2 separate regions of the Mus musculus genome follow, and region 1 is linked to region 2. The links are chromatin contacts, found by Hi-C or POLR2A ChIA-PET in ENCODE. All regions are on one chromosome and are shown on one strand. Each heading gives the region's core, a stretch centred on a gene start or an enhancer-like site at or near the end of the contact. The rest is flanking DNA. Distances are from core to core; before and after follow the strand shown. Region 1 holds the start of 1700104L18Rik (RIKEN cDNA 1700104L18 gene). Region 2 overlaps Egln3 (egl-9 family hypoxia-inducible factor 3).

What was found. Hi-C counts contacts between places; a loop is a spot of excess contacts on that map. ChIA-PET counts read pairs that join two places held with the same protein, here RNA polymerase II (POLR2A).
Region 1: a map of regulatory T cell shows a loop between it and region 2 (2.0-fold over the local background). The contact joins the promoter of 1700104L18Rik here to the enhancer-like site in region 2. A Hi-C loop is called at or near these places in 1 of 37 maps with a recorded cell type or tissue (regulatory T cell). POLR2A ChIA-PET finds 5 or more read pairs at or near these places in 1 of 5 experiments (embryonic stem cell).

The regions. Positions count from the first base shown.
Region 1 is chr12:54,231,893-54,236,177 of GRCm38, reverse strand. 1700104L18Rik (RIKEN cDNA 1700104L18 gene) reads right to left here and starts at 2,563. Exons shown (of 3, transcript NR_108033.1): 1 at 2,426-2,563.
Region 2 is chr12:54,185,388-54,189,376 of GRCm38, reverse strand. Egln3 (egl-9 family hypoxia-inducible factor 3) reads left to right here. Exons shown (of 5, transcript NM_028133.2): 2 at 3,717-3,836. Among named protein-coding and RNA genes, the nearest start is that of Gm40424, 10 kb to the right of the region's middle. Within about 2 kb of position 2,021, at least 1 of the 3 ENCODE cell types and tissues checked has a DNase peak (open chromatin) inside an H3K27ac peak, as active enhancers do.

The sequences.
Region 1 (4,285 bases), core at 1,314-3,813, 46 kb before region 2:
ATAATGGACTAAACCTCTGAAACTAGGCTGTTTCAACACCTCTGACCAGGCTGTTTGTTGGAGAATTATGGAAGACTTTGGGACTTTGTAAGAGAAAAATGGTTGGATGCTTTAAATGGGGCTTAATGGGCCATGCTAAAAGGAGCATGGAAGACAGACTGTGGTGCTTAAGGTGATGTTGAAGCCTGGCTCAAGAAGTTTCAGAGGAGAATACTAGTAAGGAGCCTAGAGACCATTCTTGTGATATTTTTGGCAAAGGATGTGGTTGCCTTTTGCCCTTGTCCAGAAAACAAAACAACAACAACAACAACAAAAATTCCTGTGGCTACATTGAAGAGTTTTGAAATAATGGAATTGGCAGAGGAGATTTCAAGACAGCCTAGTATTGACTCTGTTATGTGGTTATTAGTGGTCACTCTTATGCAGATATATAATGATAAAGAGCAAGCTGAGCAAGGAAAAATACAAAATGTACCGATTGAGAAGAAAAGAAGCAACAGATGTATAAAGAAGCTAAGTCCTGTACTCAAGGAGATAAAAAGTTTTTTTTAAAAAAAGAAGCCTGTTGCTTAATGGGATGAAGTGAGCGGTGACCTCAGGGCAAGACCCGTCTGAACTAAGCTTCCAACTTGTAGTAAGGAATTAAAAAGCTTAAGCAGTAAAGGAGGTCATCAAAACCATAAAGCTGATTGAAAATGTATTTGAACAAGGGGGCCAACTTCTAGCCCCAGCAAACAATAGAACTTGGGAGCTTTTGGCCATGTGGTTCTAGCTTTAGAGTCAAGGATACAAGAAAGGGGTTGTGGAATCCTCCTCCATGGCTAAAGAAAGCTGCTGAGGCCAGCCATGTGTCAGGGGTGTTCCTGCAAGGAATCCAAGAGAGGCCATTGAAAGAAGCTCTGAGGATGTCTGGATGCCTTGGAGACCCCAAGATTCTGGAGACGGCAGAACCATGGAACACCTACCAAGAACAGCTGCTAACAGAGTGTGGAACCAGCCCAAAAGAGAGGAATGTGTTGCAGTCAACAAACTTGAAAGGAATTGTAGATCTGGAGAACACTTTGACATCAGACGTGGAAATGCAGAATTTGGAGTTTTTTCAGCTGGTTGTTTCGTTATGTTTTTTGGTCTTGACTTGGTCCAGTATTTCCTCATTATACTCCCTTTCCTCCATTTTGGAATGGTGATGTATATCTAGTGCCATTGTATGTTGGAAGTATGTGATCACTATTTAATTTTGAGTTTATAGGGATTACAGTTAAGAGATTGCTTTGGGCCTCAGAAGACGCTTTGAACTTTTAAACAGTGTTGAGACAGTGATGGGCTATGAGGAGTTTTAAAGTTGGTCTGAATTCACTTTTTCATTATCATATGGCTACAAGCACTACTTGAGAAAGATCAGGGGGTGAGGCTTTGTCAGAGGAGCCCAGTCTTCTCTCTCTCTCTCTCTCTCTCTCTCTCTCTCTCTCTCTCTCTCTCATCATGATGTTAGCTGTTCTGCTCTGCCATGCTCTCCCTGAGATGATGGGCAAGAACTTTTAACCAAAATGAAACTTTTTTCTTTTCTTTAAGTTATGTTTGTCACATGAAATTTCAAGTTCAGTCCAAAACAACTGAAACCACTTTACAATAAGGAGTCTCTTCTGGTTTAAAACTATTCTTTAAGGAATATTCCAGGCTTGGGGCTGTTTTCCTCTAGAGCCAGAGGATAAGGAGCCCTGAGAGTCTGGCTGCCATTCCCCCTATTCCCCCTAAATAGCCACCAATCCTAATTCCCAGTTTCCTTCTGTGTCACTCAACACATTTTTTTGGGGGGGCTTAGGAAATTCTTCCATACCCCAGGTCAGCTGTGTGAAGTCAGGCCTGGGTGGTCTCTCAGCATTATTACTGCATGACATTTGACTTCAGTCTCCTGTGCCCTGTGGTGATTCCATGCTATAGGTGTGAGCTTAGCTGGCAATTTTTCTGGCAATCAAGAAACAATTGTTTATGCTCTGAACTCCTCCGAATGGATCTATTTGTTGCTGACTCTTTCCACTGCTGACTGGCTTCTCGACCATTTAGTTCCCTGTGGTGAGGGTGGTAGGAGCCCCTACCTTTACATCTAAACTCTCTTCACCTGTCTACCCTCTGTACTTGAGCTTCGTGGCCTAGCATGTGCTCACTGTGATAAATACCTTGATGAAAGCAAGTTGAGAAGGCCTGGGTTTGTTTGGCTTACACGTTCTGATCAAAGTCCATCACAATGGCAGAGCAGGAACACAAGCAGAAGAACCAGGAACCCTGAAGGAACTCTGTCACTGCCTTGCTCGCCGTAGCTGCCACAGCTGGCTGTCTTATACCTCCTGCTTGGGGTGGCACAGCTCACAGTGGGCTGGGCCCTCTCACCTCAATCATTAATCAAGAAAATGTCCCCCAGACTTACCTACAGGGCAATCTGATGAAGGCATTTTCCCAGTTGAGGTTCCCTCTTGTTTGAGCCAACAAAAACCTACCCAACACAGTATATCTCTTTCTTATCCTCCCTCTCTGTTTTGCCTTTTAGCAAACTTATTCTCCCTCTGAACTCTTTAAAGAATTCTGGGAAAATTCCATCTTCGTCATGTCAACACCTACATTTCTTTTGTCATAGGTTCGGTAACTACAAAAGCCATATAGCCCCTGTAGTGTGTTTTGCATTGTGTGTGTGCTCTAAATTCCCCTTCTGTTGAAACCTGAGAACCTTAAATTTCCCATTCATTGTTTTTCAGTGGAATGTTTTCACACTGAGCCTTACCCGCAGAGTCAGGGCTTGTTGTCCAACCAGTCAGCTAACCCAACAGCCACACCTTCTGTTAGAAGAAGCCTTGAGTTCATTTTCCTGATGAACTGTTTCTATGTGAGTCTTCATGGCAGCCATGTTGAATGTGAATTCCCATGTATAGAAAAAAAGAGGTGAATGGATGCTGCTGCCCTCGCTGCCCTCCAGGAGCCTGCCTGGCACTCCTCCCAGACTGTGCAGTTCTTCAATCAGCGAGTCATTTAGTGCCCCGGAGGGTTTGTCTCCTGGGGCTGCGTACAGGAATTCAGGTGGTGGGAGGTGGATATAAAATTGGCATAGGAACTGCTGGCAAAGACTGGGATGGGAGAGGAAGGCCAGTAAATTACAGCAAATCCCAGAGGCAGAGAATTTTAAGAAAGAATATATAAAGTTGACAATCTTAAAACCTCTTTCCTTCACATCACCAGAGAGCCCGTAACTCTCAGAAAGTCTTCATGGCCTTTCAGAGATTCACGCGAGCCATTCGAAGACCTTAGCCTTGCAGTAAAACTGCACCCTGAACCCCTGGCATGGCTTCGAAGATGTTGAAAATGAAAACTTTTTGGATTTAGGCAAAACCCTTTCACTTTTAACAAAGCCTGGAATTATCTTGCTGTGAACTTAAGAAATTTAGTTTGACACGCTAAGCCGGGTAATGGCTTTGTTCTAGTTAGGAATTCAGCCTTCCCCTGGAGTGGTAGAACCCATTGATTCACAGAGAGAGGGGTCATAGGGCACCACCACTTACGGGGAATGAAAATTACTGTGGCTTAATATTTCAAGGGTAGCATGCTGCTTTTATCTTTCATTTGGAGCTGGGATTAAACTAACTCTGAGTTACAGGGCTGAGGGACTGGCGAGATACAGAAACAGATTTTGATATAAGAAAAGGGAGACTGTGAAACAATGGGAGACTAGCCTCATGGAGCCACATGTCACCCGAGGCCTCTGCCTGCTCACATCTAAGTAAGACTGACTCTCCCACATGCCCGTGTTTCTATCAAGTAACCATCCAGAGCTGTCTCTTTGTGGTTAATACTGGAACCAGGTGTCTGGTACATCACATTTATTGGTCATCCTTGGCATATAAATTCTTTTCTTTTTATACTGAAAATATTTCTTCATAACAATGTATTCTGATCACAGTTTCCCCTCCCTCATCTCCTTCAAGGTCCTCCCCACTTCTCCACTCATCCAACTCTATGCCTTTCTTCTCTCTCTTTAGAAAACAAACAGGCATGTTAAAACAAAACAAAACAAACAATCCAGAATTTTTTTTAAGACAAAAGAAAAAGAAAAACATATACATGCAGACACACACACATACACACAATACACATACATACACAACCTATAAATAACACAAAATAGAGCCGGGCGTGGTGGTGCATGCCTTTAATCCTAGCACTCAGGAGGCAGAGGCAGGTGGATTTCTGAGTTCGAGGCCAGCCTGGTCTACAAAGTGAGTTCCAGGACAGCCAAGGC
Region 2 (3,989 bases), core at 772-3,271:
AAAGCTGTTGCTAATATTTGTTTAGTAAGTAAGAGGTCCAATTTGTCAGTAGACCAAAATTTAAAGGCTGTTCAGCCAGATATCTTTACAGTTCTACTGCTCATGGTTTGGCTTTTCGTTGTATCTCCTTTTGACTGCATCTCCTTTTGTTAGACAGGCTACTCTAAAATGTGTGATGCTCCTGCTTCAGCCACCTCAGGAACTGAGTAACAGCTGTGAGATACTGTTTCAGGCTTAAACAATATCTGTATATCAATTGTTAATTGTTATAAATAAAATGATCAGTTTTAAAAAGTTTTTTGCTCAGTAAAAATTTGCATAACATGCAACTTTGCATTTGTAAAGATCAAGTTATACCAAGAAATATGATTCCAAAGTCCTGAGCAATGTGTAATGTGATATATATATACTCATTTTAATGAAAATGCATGGTATGGCTTCTTTCTTTTTGAGCGGCTAGGAGCCAGACCTATGCTGTGGCACATGTTAGGTGTGACTCTACTGCTTGCCTCCACCCCCTCCTCCACCCCCATCTGCAGTTTGATCTGTAGAGAAGTACTAAGTGTGAATGATCATTGTTGCTGAGTGAACAGTTGAAGCTGTGCATACTGGTTTTAAAACTGTCTCCTTACTCTAGCTGTGGCTGGTTGCTTTGGAACATCCAGTTGAGGCCTTGGAGTGTCCACCCTGGGCTTGATCTCTGAACACAGTAATTCTCCCACAGCCCCTCACAGATGCATGGTTTTCTTTTCTCCTGGTGGCCTTTTGTAAAGTAGATTTTATACTTGGATTCTGCTTTAGTTCTTCTATATGTGTGCACTTCTTCTTGCCTGAACGTGACCATGGAGGTGTCTTGAAGCACATATCTCTGGTGTTGAGCCAGCTCGGGAACACCTGGTTCATTCCTCTCATTTCCTGTTGCTACAGAGCTGTGGAGAGGCCTCTGGGGATGGGGGGTTTGTGCCGGGGCCAGTGCCGGGGCCAGTGCCGGGGCCGGTGACACGTCAGAGAATGTGCAGAATCAGAAGACACGCTGATTCATCTGCAAGCCCAGGCCTAGAACCAGGGGTACAGTGACCATGCTACCACAGGGACACTGATGTGCTATTAAACTGCTGTAGATTTCAAGTATTGGTCAAGTCAGGAAGTTTTTACCAATAAAAAACCCCTATAGTAAGATACCTTCCTCGTTCCCATAAAACAATGAAGTGTTGCAACATTTCCCTCGGACCTGCACTCTGGCTCCTTTTACAGACTTGATGAGGTTTAGATAACAGATCTGATAAGCCCATCAGTTTCCGGAGTCTGTTACTGCCCCGTGCACAAATTGGCATGGGTCTGATGACTCAACACTGAGGTTTGCCCATCAGTGCATCCTTAGCTTCACAGTTTGAGATCCTGGCAGTTGGGAATGTGTCTGAGCCAAAACCCATCTCCTATGGCACTCAGCCAGAAACCTCAGTGGTACAATTGGTCAGTAAGGTTGCGGCGGGACCTTTGAGCGGCCCGTGGTTTCCTCCCATTGTTTAAACGTGGTGCACATGGCTTCTGGAGTCAGAGAGAGGGTGACTTGCACTCTGGCCAGAAAAAAAGATTTTTTTTCCCCTTCCCTTCACAACGTGTATGCTCACAATTAGAGAGGTGTCTTAGTGGTAAGTCCACAAGGAACTGTGCCGGCACATTCTCTCTTTTATACCTGCAGCAGTTAGTGGAGGGTGTGTTTGTGGGAACAGTCTGTATTTCCTGCCTGTATTTTAATTCAAGCTGAGTTCTAAAGCCCATTTGTGCTTCTTAATGTGCTGCAAGACACTGCTCTCTCCACACACGGTACACTGAGCTCCGATCGAGTCTTCTCTCTCTTTGGACGTTGGAGGACTGTGTCAATTACTTGTCTCGTTGCTGTAACAAAACACCCGAAACACCGGACAAAAGCAACTGAAGGAAGGAAGGATTTATTTTGGCTCAAGTCCCAAGGCACAGTGCATTGTGGCAGGAAGTCGTGGTGCAAGCTCAAAGCAGCTGGTCAGGGTGATTCCACAGTCAGGAAGCAGAGGGAAAAGGATGCTGGTGGCCAGCTAGCTCGTTTTCTCCCTTTTTAGTTAGGACAGGTCTTTCCACCTCAATTAACCCAATCTACAAAATCTATCTCGGACAAGCCCAGAGATCTGTCTCCAAGGTGATCCTACATCCTGTCAAATCGGCAATCGATATAAACTGCACAGCCCGTCCTCCTCATCATGTGAAATAGCCTGGGACCACAGACAGTTGCAGACGAGGTAGATGGCAGGCATCCAGACCACTGACCTTTTCTGGGAGCAGAGCTGTTTGGGAATATAAAGCTAAAGCACTGACTGACAGCAGGGGAGACTGGGATGGTGGGGGAAATCATGGAGTAATGGTGCTAAGTGACTTTCATTGTTGGCCCTTACACTTCTGGCCACTGCTTCCAGGAATAGGTAATTCCCTATGTTGTAGGCAACTTCATTTGTCTCTTCCTCTCCAGCCACACCAGCAATCACCCTTTTTCAAGACACCATCTATTTGATAATGCCATAATTTGTCAAATCCTTATTACAGTCACTTCAAAATCCAACTTTCGGGGAGACAGACGTTCAGGCTAACAGAGCAACTTCAGCTCTACACGTGACAGCATAGTGGCTCTTTCTGAGGTGGGCTGAGGGATTGCTAGCTGCGACAAATAAAAGGTGTAGATATCCTCTGATTTAAACTTCAGGTTCATTGCAAAGCCAGGCCACTACTCATCCTCTAGCACGAAGTGTGTGTGAGGCCCAGCTCTGTTTTCAGGCTCTGTTGGGAATCACTGATCTGTCAGTGGCTTAGTTTGGGACTGGTCTGGACTAGTCTTTTTACTCGTGAAGTAACCTTGCTATTTATCAAGGAATATTACAACTCAGACCCCCTAAGTATGTCTGAAAGTATGCTTTCACGGCAGAAGAAAGCTATTAATTTGGTTTCAACAAAGAACCATCTACAAGTTCATTGGTATCATATATGTACTTTTTTTTCTCCTTCAAAGAGATCTCCCTGTATTGTGTGTGCTGACTCTTATTGAGTGTTAAGGTCTAGCTTCCCACCGACCCTTCTCTCTTCTTGCCTTTTATTAAGTCTGACCTTTACCACCTTTAGGATCAGACATGGTTTTGTAAGAAAACAAGCGTGATTCCACAGCTCAGGGCCACTGCTAACCAAGCACGGTCTCTGAGCCCCACACCAAAGACTCTTTCTCTTTCTGCACGCTCTCTTCCTTCCTTCCTCTTAGAGAGGGTCTCTCCCTTTGTAGGCCAGGTTGGCCTCGTGCATGCTGCTCCAGCTTCCAAGTACAGGCATTTACATGTATGTGCCCACTGTGCCTGCCTCTTGTATCTCTGGATTCTGACCTCGTAGGGCTCAGATGCGAACCTGGATCCTGCTTTTCCAAAAAGGGATATTAAAGAAAGGCAAGCATCTTGTTGAGGATGTAGATGGGTTTCTTTAGAAAGTTCTCAATGTTCTAGAAGGTGGGACTATTACCGGATCACTTATCCTGCACTGAGGCCTAAGACAGGGTCTGCCTGTTACACTTTCATACCAAAGATTACCTTATATTAGTTTTATGTTCTGATCGTAACCCAAATTTATGTATTTTATGTGTCTGCTGTAGGAGGAGACTATCTAAGCTTTTCTTTTAAAACAGCATCTTTGGGATGTCTCTACAGGCAATGGTGGCTTGCTATCCAGGAAATGGGACAGGTTATGTTCGCCATGTGGACAACCCCAATGGTGATGGCCGCTGTATCACCTGTATCTACTACCTGAATAAGAATTGGGACGCCAAGGTACTGTGGAATAGTGTGTGTGTGTGTGTGTGTGTGTGTGTGTGTGTGTGTGTGTTTTGTGGGGTAGGGCGAGCTTGGGGGATCTATATATGCTGTAGAAGGTGCCGATAGGGGTACACTGAGAGTTCAGATCAAAAGAGTATGCCAGTTCCA